Linked DNA regions of Homo sapiens: region 1 is linked to region 2. A link is an interaction called in ENCODE POLR2A ChIA-PET data of the cell type or tissue named here. Cell type or tissue: PC-9. All regions are shown on one strand.

The links. ChIA-PET counts read pairs that join two places held together with the same protein. Peaks named below come from ENCODE experiments on the same cell type or tissue, not always from the same donor. Only the 100,000 strongest peaks of a DNase experiment are listed, where the experiment ranks them.
Region 1: POLR2A ChIA-PET joins it to region 2 with 5 read pairs; 4 of 35 experiments call an interaction of 5 or more read pairs at or near these places.

The regions. Positions count from the first base shown.
Region 1 is chr3:55,704,514-55,709,513 of GRCh38, forward strand. The region is part of intron 15 of ERC2 (ELKS/RAB6-interacting/CAST family member 2); the gene reads right to left. Among named protein-coding and RNA genes, the nearest start is that of ERC2-IT1, 48 kb to the left of the region's middle. In PC-9, no CTCF peak of the experiment used is centred here; no DNase peak of the experiment used is centred here.
Region 2 is chr3:55,533,116-55,538,115 of GRCh38, forward strand. The region is part of intron 17 of ERC2 (ELKS/RAB6-interacting/CAST family member 2); the gene reads right to left. Among named protein-coding and RNA genes, the nearest start is that of WNT5A-AS1, 48 kb to the left of the region's middle. In PC-9, no CTCF peak of the experiment used is centred here; a DNase peak (open chromatin) is centred at 1,966; H3K27ac peaks cover 555 bases.

The DNA of each region.
Region 1 (5,000 bases), 170 kb after region 2:
ACTCTTCTACTGTCTTGTTTCCACCTAATCAGAGCAAGGTGAACAGCTCTTGTCTCCAAGTAAAAGATGAGCAAACCAGACAAGAATGGGATGGCTAGGAGAGGAGAGATTTCCTGACCATCCACTAGACTCACATAGCAATGAATCATAATTGAGTAGAATCTAAGTTGCAGCACTCAGGTCACAGTTGGAGGACAAAATGAAGTCAGAGGATGCAGAAGCTATTAAAGGAATGTGCCGCATTGGGGAACTTTCTGGGAGTATGTAAGAATAAATGATGTAAAGGCTTCTACTGTGGACACTGCACTGAAATTCACTCAACACTTACTGAACATCTGCAACTGCAATGATGCCAAGAATAATTATGTGCCAGGCTAAGTGTTTGGCCAGCATTCTCCTGCTGAATCCTCACTCCTGAGATGGCTATTCTTGGGGCCCTCTTTTACAGATGAGGAAACTAAGCCCATAACTATTCAGCTAGTGAGTAGAAGAACAGAACTCAAACCCAGATGTCTGACTCCAGAGTCCTACAGCAGTGTCATGAAGGGTAAGGTCCACTCCAGGTGCAGGGGTGAGGCAAAGATGAATAGGACATGAGGAAATAGAAGCCTGACTATAAAACCGTATAAGAAGAGGAGGAGGAGAGAAGGGTATGGTTTAAATGGATGTTCAGAGGCAACAGATCCCCTCCAGCTGAGGGCAGAGGCATCAAATAAGGCTCCATGGGTCAAACGCCCCTTGAGTTAAGATTTGAAAGTTGGCTTGGCTATAGGTATAAGGAGAGTACACTGGGGAGATCGCACAGTAAAGTGGCCCTCCAATCACCTTGAGAGGAAAGCAGGTCAATGAGGGGAACTAGAACACCAAATGTGAGATATGCAAGTGTGTGTATGTGTGCGGGCTTCCTTCATTCCTTTACTGGATGTGGAAAGAGCAGGAAATGTATGTGAGATGAAAATTCACCACCTTATTTTTCAAAATAACATCAACCTGTGGCATTTGGAAGGAATTTAAGACAGAGCCACAGCCATATACTCACCCATGTCACACTGTAACATCTCTGGGAAAATGGGCCAGGCTCTTGGCATCTGTGTGTTTACAGATATCTACACAATCCACTGCTATAGCATCAGTCCTTCCCTGAGCACTGGTCTGATCTCCCCAAATTCATTCAGCTGATCCATCCTTCCTGCCCCTCCTCTATAGCAGAACAGAACACTGGTCGGACTCTCCCTCCCAACTTTGTTAAAGGTGGCTCTCTCTCTCGGTCCCTATTTACAGACAGAAATTTAGTAGATCATCATGAAGGTTTGGCTGGTGTTTTTATACCTACTCATTAAGCACTTTTATTTTATTTTATTTTATTTTTAATTGTTGCAGAGAATGTCAGGGTCCCTCCTATATTCTCTTGTTCCACACCAGATCTTGTCTGCAGCTTGGATGGACAGTCCTGGATGTGCTGCTGTCTTCCCACCAGGAGCCCGTGCATCTTCCTCGGCTTGAGGTCTTGCTTTGGCCACAGGTGCACACTTGGCCAGGGAATGGGGCAGATGGGAAGTGTTAGGGAGCTCACGCCCCTGAAACAACTCTAAATCTGTGAGGGAAGGAGATGGTACATAAATAGCCAGCATCCTGGCCCCTCAGTGGACAACCCTACAGTGTGCTCCAGAATCTTTCACTAGGTCCTCAGCAGTGGGAGCCCTGTTTGACTATAGCAGAAAACTGCCCATTGATGCACCCTTTGTTGGCCTTTTCCCTTCCCTGTATCACTGCCCCATTCTCTCACCATGTTTCTGGAGATCACTTCTCAAATAAACTACCTGCAGTAAAAGCTTGTCTTGGGATCTGTTTTGTTTGTTTCTGTTTTTTTTTGTTTTTGTTTTTGTTGTTGTTTGTTTTTTTGAGACAGAGTCTTGCCTGTCACCCAGGCTGGAGTGCAGTGGTGCAATCTCGGCTCACTGTAACCTCTACTTCCCGGGTTCAAGTGATTACCCCACCTCAGCCTCCAGAGTAGCTGGGATTCCAGGTGCCTTCCACCACTCCCAGTTATTTTATTTTATTTTATTTTTTGTATTTTTAGTAGAGATAGGGTTTCACCATGTCAGCCAGGCTGGTCTTGAACTCCTGACCTCAGGTGATCCACCCACCTCAGCCTCCCAAAGCAATGGAATTACAGGCGTGAGCTACCTCACCCAGCTTGGGGTCTGTTTTTGCAAGAATCTCAGCTAAAACCCTAATCATAGTTGAATAATTAACAAGCCTGCACTTAATTTTTGCACAGGACTAACACACCTGTGACTCCTAGGCTCTTTTCCATGGATACTTCTTGAGAGTTCTCATCACTTAGCGTGACAGAACTCTCACCTTCCTTAGGGAAGTAACACCTGCCTAGCACTAATTCAGTTTCGGCCAAACATTCATATTGAGACTCAGACTGAATCAGGATTCCTTGAGTCTCATTTCCTATATCTAAAAAATGGGCAAGAGAGGGAAGAATGTCTTCAGCATAAACCAAACACCATAGATAGACAGACAGATGCTGATCTACTGCTCCTATTGCATATTTTGTGCAGTTTTTCTTTTCTTTTTTCCTGCTAAAGTCAGGGGAGGGAAATTATGTTGCTAAGTTGCTTTCTGTGGCCAGGCGCAGTGGCTCATGCCTGAAATCTCAGCACTTTGGGAGGCAGAGGCAGCCGGGTGGCTTGAGCTCGGGAGTTAGAAACCAGCTTGGGCAACATAGTGAAACCCCACGTCTACAAAAACAAAATACAAAAAATAAGCTAAGTGTGGTGGTGCATGCCTGTAGTCCCAGCTACTTGGGAGGCTGAAGTGGGAGGATCACCTGAGCACAGAAGGTTGAGGCTGCAATAAGCTGTGATCATGCCAATGCACTCCAGCCTAGGCAACAGAATGAGATCTTGTCTCAAAAAAAAACATTGCTTTCTGCTGCCACCTTAGGAACCTGGGGAATCCCCTGAAGGGTTATGGACAGTGACTGTAGCCAGAAGCAGCATCTCCCCTGTTCTACTGTCAGCCAGTACAGCCCATGAGGAAGGATTATTTATAAAGAAAGAGTTCTATGTGCTCTGCTCATAATGTTAGGATCCTAACCGACATTGTGAGATGGAGCCTCCTGTTAACATAAAAAATAATAACCAATGCCTGCTTGGCCCTTGCTGTGTGAACAACACTGTGTTGGCATCATCTCATTAAGTCAGTCTGACATCAACCCTGCGATGCAGGCAGGGGTGGGGATTGTATTTAAAATCTTTAATAGCTGCTATGACAGATGCAGAAACCCATGAGAACCAAGAGTGACACAGTTGCACATGCCCTGAATATTTGCCTTGGTTGAAGCTTCTTATTACTCCCACTTTACAGATGAAGAAGATGAGGCTTAGGGATTAAGCAACTAATCAGAGCTCAAATAACTGGTAGATCTGAGGCTCTGACTGTGCAGCCTCCTTTGTAACCAGTGCATCCCACTGCTCAGATCCTTAAGGACCAGCCCCTTCATAAACAAATCAAGACTGACCTGGGAATGGGCTCTGATCACCCACTCCAATCATAGCTTTAAAGAAAAGCAGCTCACTTTTGATTTTAAAATTCCCTCTGAAAACGATGGAACTCAGACACATTAGAAAATCTTAATGGAGCCCCAAAGAAGTCCATGTTACTGACCATCCCCTAATATAAATTCAAAAGTCATTATGCACAGTCCACACTAGCGTTTAATGCTTCAACCAATGAGACAGCTAACAGCTAGGCTAACACATTAGCAACTCCAGACAACCAAGGAATTTCTAACATCCTGAGCACCATTGCTAGTGGCAGAGTCTGGGGGAAGGGAAAGGCCCTAGATGTTTCCACCACAAAGTTACTTAGTTAAGCGCAGGTCTGTTTAATTAAGTCGTGGGCAGCACATGCTATACTTAGCTTTTAAACACTTGTAAAGTCCTCTTCATTCATTTATCTTACTTGTCACTGACAAGCTCTTCAAGGACTGTAACAGTATGCAGAGCATGAAGAGCCTGGGTAAACAACACATATTTTATGTGGAGTCTAAACTGTTTCAACTCAGAAAGTCAATAGAGGGTCTCTGAAAAAAACTCCAGACTCTTCTACTACAGTGTGGAAACATTCTGTGCATGGTCTGTTAGGAGTTTCTTTAGAAAGTGAACTCCAAATAAAATCCTAATTTTTTAACCCAAAGGTAAAAAGACAAAAATAAATAAATAAATAAATAAATGGAGGAGTGGAAGAAGAAAGGTGGGAGAGAATGAAGGAGACTGGGAATAAATAAAGGAAGGAAGAAAGGAGGGAGAGAGTGAGGGAGGGAAGAGAAAGAGGAGAGAGAGAGAGAAGAGGAGAGGTAAGGAGAAGAGAGGGAAGAGAAGACAAGAGAAGAGAGAAAAAGAAAGGAAGGAGAGAGGAAAGACAGTGTTTGCAGGTATTGAGATTCGGACTCTAGAATTGTGCTGACAAGTGAAGACAACATTTTCATTCCATTCATAATCCAACAAATATTTATTATCACTGGTTTAGGGAGAACTGGCATCATCAAAACAGCTCCCTAACTAATGAATGGGCAAAACAGCCTCGGGGTATCGCCTAACAGAATTGGCCAATAGGCTAGAAACTGGAGCGTGAACATTCTAGTAGAACTCTAGGAGCATGTGAGATTCTAGGAGAATGTGAGGTTGAGTAAAAGCCAGCAGCGCCCTCCGAAAGAGGCCGTGAGAGTCTTAAACAGGGCTATGAAGAGAGGGGTTCACATACCCTTGGAGGCAAGATAATTCACAGGGAGTAAATGAACTGCTCAACAGTTACATATTTACTCTAAAATATATTAAAATAAATTATAACAAGCACATCAAAGAGAGGTTTCATAGAAATTATGTCTTAGGATGTGGAAAACACTGTGAAGGTAATCCTCAAAATGTCTGAAGCTTGAGACACCACCATCAGAAGGGAAGGGTAAAGCAAAGGAGAACGGACTG
Region 2 (5,000 bases):
ATATGCTTCTCGCCTAAGGGATTTTCACAGGGTTAGCAAATCCTGTGTCCGTCAGGGGACAGAGTGAGATCTGGCAGGAGTGTCACAGATGGGAGAGGCCAGGCTGTGGCAGAGGCCTCCTGGCAACAGAGGCTGAGTCCAAGAAGGGCTCAGGGTGCTTGGGTGAGAGACGGGGCAGAGGGAGAAGAACATGACTAACCATTCTAACCAGGGCTCATGACCGTTCAAAGGTTCCCTCATCTCCCTCTGTGTCCGGAATGATACTGACAGTATTCACACGAATCACCTTAGGAACCAACGTTTGCTGCATGCCCTGTACCAGGCTTGACACTAAGCACACAGCATGTCTTTTGGCATTTAATCCACACTACCTCCCTGTAAGGGGAGTGATCATAGTTCCATCCAAACCCCGAGTCCACTCCCTCAGGCAAAAGGAGCAAAGAAGCCAAAGAGTAGAAGACTGCCAAGAAGAGAGGAGGTGAGAAAGGAAGGTGATGGGGTGAGGGCAGTGGGTAGGAGACCCAGAGGCGGCTCAGGCCACTGGGGCTGGTGTGGAGAGATCAGGATGCCAGCAAACCAAACAGCAACACACGTGTGCTGCTCCTGGGGAGATGCTTCCATGGGAGTCTCAGACCCGCTCCTTGCTCTCCTGACTCTCACATGCCCGCACTTCACCCAGGACAGCTCTGCATTTTCTCCCTTCCAGATGCTGAGGTTCCTTATAACATTTCCTTCGAATTCAAGATTTCATATTATTTTGATGATGCAGAGACAGTGAAGCCCAGCGAGGGGCAGGTCACCCAGGGAGTGAGTGGTAGCGTGGCGAGCTGGATAAGAATGCAGCCCCTACAATTGGACAGGTCAGGATGGAATCCCAGCTTGGCCACTTACTGGTCATGTGCCTTGGGCAAGCGACATCCTCTCCGAAAGCCCAGCTTCATCCTCAGGAAAAGGATAACAGGAACTCCACACTGGATGGATGTGAAGATGTGATGAGATCCTGTACTGAAGAACTTAGCACAGTGGGGTGCAGTGGCTCATGGCCATAATGCCAGCACTTTGGAAGGCCAAGGTAGGAGGATTGCTTGAGTCCAGCAGTTCAAGACCAGCCTGAGCAACATAACAAGACCTCATCTTAACAAAAAGAATAAAAATAAATTAGCCTTAGCCAGGCGTGGTGGCATATGGCTGTGGTCCCAGGTACTTGGGAGGCTGAGATGGGAGGACTGCTGCAATCATACCAACGTACTCCAACCTGGATGACAGAGTGAGACCCTGTCAAAAAAAAAAAAAAAAGGCCAGGCTTGGTGGCTCCCGCCTGTAATCCCAGCACTTTAGGAGGCCAAGATGGGTGGATCACTTGAGCCCAGGAGTCTCAGAACAGCCTGGGCAACATGACGAAAGCCTGCCTCTACAAAAAAATTACAAAAATTAACAGCATGTAGTAGCACACGCCTGTAGTCCCACCTACTTGGGAGGCTGAGGTGGGAGGATCAATCGAGCCTGGGAAGTCGAGGCTGCAGTGAGCTGAGATTACGTCACTGCACTCCAGCCTGGGCAACAGACCTCGTGTCAAAAAAAGAGAAGGACCTAGTACAGGACCTGGTGCAAAATAATAGCTCAATAAATAGTAGTGAGTATTATTTTCAGTCCTATTCAAATTCTTCCCTTTTCTTGGGGTCAAGCTGCAATCTGAAGGAGCACAAGGTGATGACAGGAGGTTCCCCAGTCATTTCAAAACCAGGACCCAAACAGAACAGTGATGGCCCCCATGGTTTTGAGAGGAAATGGCTGAGCATCATGGTCAATGGAAGACATAACGGTGAAGAGGCAGCATCTGCACAAAGAATCCAGTGGCTGAAGTCTAGCAGCTGAAACAGCCAGGGACACAAGTCACTCGACCATCAACCATCAGTCACTGTGGCCATTTCCACCAGGGTTCCTGCTGTGGCCATGACTCATCCCAGGTGTATCCAGGATGTAGTATTTCATGGTGTGTGAGTTCAGTATGTTATTTCAGTGGCTCAGAGCTTCATTTCCCAACCAGCTTTCCAAGTGGGGCTGAAACATGTTCCCCTTCATCTTGCCTGACTTGTAGTTTCTTCAGCTCCTCTTCTAAGTGACAGGAGAAATATCCTCTGGAATATTGGAAAGCAGGAAACTACTGTACAAAAATAAATGGGTACCTTAAGCCAACTTGCTGGAATTCCACTGCATGACTGCCTTCCAAATTCAACTAAGGCCCAGAGCTTGTGTGAGTGCCAGCAGGTCCAGGAATATTATTTTTAGAGAGAAAGGCTGTGGGTGGGTTTTGGGGAGAGAAGGTGGAAGTCTATTCTAAGCCACAATTGAGGGGTGTTGCCAGAGCAAAAGATTTATACCCAGGAGACAAATGTTTGGAGAAACTGAGGTTCTGATGACTGGTGTGAGCCACCGGCAGCAGATAACAGTGGAAAAGGTGGGAGTAAAATAGAGGTAAGGCTCACACCCATGAATGGGGCTGTCTGTACCCTCTTCCTAAAGCATGACCTGTGAAAGGGGCTAGGACCATCTCCCCCATCCTATGTGGACCTTCTTCCATTCCTTATATTAAAACAACACAGGCTGGGCGTGGTCGCCTATTATCCCAGCACTTTGGGAGGCCAAGGTGGGCGGATCACCTGAAGTCAGGAGTTTAAGACCAGCCTGGCCAACATGGCGAAATTCTGTCTCTACTAAAAATACAAAAATTAGCCGGACATGGTGGCGGGTGCCTGTAATCCCAGCTACTCAGGAGGCTGAGACAGGGAGGGAGAATTGCTTGAACCTGGGAGGCGGAGGTTGCAGTGAGCCGAGATCACACCACTGCACTCCAGCCTGGGCAACGAGAGCAAAACTCCATCTCAAAAACAAAACAACAACAACAACAAAAAAACAATAGTTTTAAGTCTCAAATTCTAATCCCATTGTCTCTGATGTGCCCAGAGTAAACTTTCTAAAACATACAAATTGGCATAAGTCCCTTTGGTAGCTCCTTACTGTTCTAAGGAAATACCCACAAGACCAAGTCACCTCCTTAAGCTTCTTCCATCTTCCCAGCTGCCTCCACTCTCTGATTTAGCTTTCTCCTGTCCTCCTTCACTGGACAAACTCAAACTCACTGTCCAGACCTCAGGTTAGACAACACTGCCTCTGGGAAGCCCTCCCTGAGCCCTGGTCTGAGTTAGATGATTGTTGCCCTTGCTTCCAAGGCCCCGTACCTCCCCAACCCTGAGACTTCCCAGACGTAGCTGTGCGGTCCTCCCAGCTGGGCTGTGAGCTCCATGGAGACAGGGATCCTGCCTACTCGGTCTGCCACTGTGGCCCTAGCACTGTGCCTGATACAGAGTATGTGCCCAATAAGCACATATTGTATTGATTGGCTGAGCTGACTTGATGCAGGGCCTGGAGTAAGGTCTTGCAGGACCCAAGTTTGTTAGTCTCTGTCAAAGGAGTTGAAGTCATAAATTGAGAAATTGTGAAACATAAAAATTGAAACTTATTTAAAGAGTTTCGTAGTAATAAATCTGAACTTCCTGGCCCCTGCTAAGGGGCTACACTAAACAAACGGGTGTGGGAAATAACTGAAGGGTAGGAGCCCCTACCATCTTACTCAGATATCAAGACAACCTACCAGAAGTGGGGCAAACCCTAGATCACTCTCAGAATGCTGATGGCCTCCCAGCCCCCTCGGCCCAGTGCCTCAACCCCGTCCTACAGGAAGGGACTGTGAAACCTCAAGCTTTTGCCTTGAAATTAGAGGCATCTAAACCTGTCACCTAAGAACTTTCGCCACATATAATTATTGACCTGAGACATCAGTCACATTAAAAAATTCAATGCTGACAGAGGGCAAAAGAAAAGCGTCTAGAATATCAAAAGGTAAAGGGTCCAGATTAAAAAGAGAGATGCAAGGAGGGCTTTTCCCAAGTCACAGCCTTTAATTGACTCCAGTCTCTGCTGAACACCTTGGCGTCCTTTGCCAGCATGCTGGGAGGCCGCATGGGCTCCACCGACACCGGTAACTCACTGCAGACCAGCGGGGCTGGCCGGCCACATTTCCACAAGAAGTCTCCCCTCACAGCCATGCTGGGTGCCACAAGCAATCAATGTCTGCAAATGACAAGTTTGCTGAAAGAACAGTCTTAGAAACCAGGATAGGTTTGGAGCATAGAGGTGGAAGACGATGGTTTCCCCCCCTGAAGTGACAGACTCCAGAAAAGCATCTAGAATATCAAAGGGTGAGATACCAGGCCTGAGACTTAACGAAGTCTGGTCCAAAGGGAGGCTGGCTGGTGTTTTTCATTCAAAGGTCAGTTGAGTAAATGTTATAGTCAGCTAGCTGATTTCTTTGGATCCTAGCTTACCCATCTGTGAAGTGATTCTAGAAAAATGATCGGTGTCTCTGCTCCCCGACTCGCACTTTAGAGCAGAGGCATACTTTTAAATTAAAAAGCTCTCCCCGCTTACAAAGGCTGCATACTCTGGGTCAACCTCTAGTTTAGTACAAATGCAGCTTTCCACTCTTTCAGATACAAAGAAATCATAAGCTGTCTTGGAAGGAAATTAAAAAGACAAACCAGGGTAATTCTTGTAGAGAGCCTTAGAAACCAAAGTCCTGCTTACTCTGCATGGAGGACACAGGTCATGAGGACACATTTCAACATCTTTCCCTTTTGAAAAAAGTTTCATTAGCATCTTAGTTTTCTGCAAAGAAGTCCAAAAATGGACCAAAGGGCTTCTGAACCACAAATGAAGGCTGTGCCTATTACTCTATTAGAACACTGCATCCCCTTCCCCCAATTGCGGACGAGCCCACCACCCTCCAATTGTCTCTCTGGTAGGTGTGTGGGAGGCGGTGGGGAGGAGATTGTATGATCAGCATGTCAAATCCTTTGAGGTCATTTAGGATAAAACTGGTATCAAAAGGAATGTCAAGCAGAGAAATCTAAATAATTAAAATCTGTTAGTAGCTATAGACC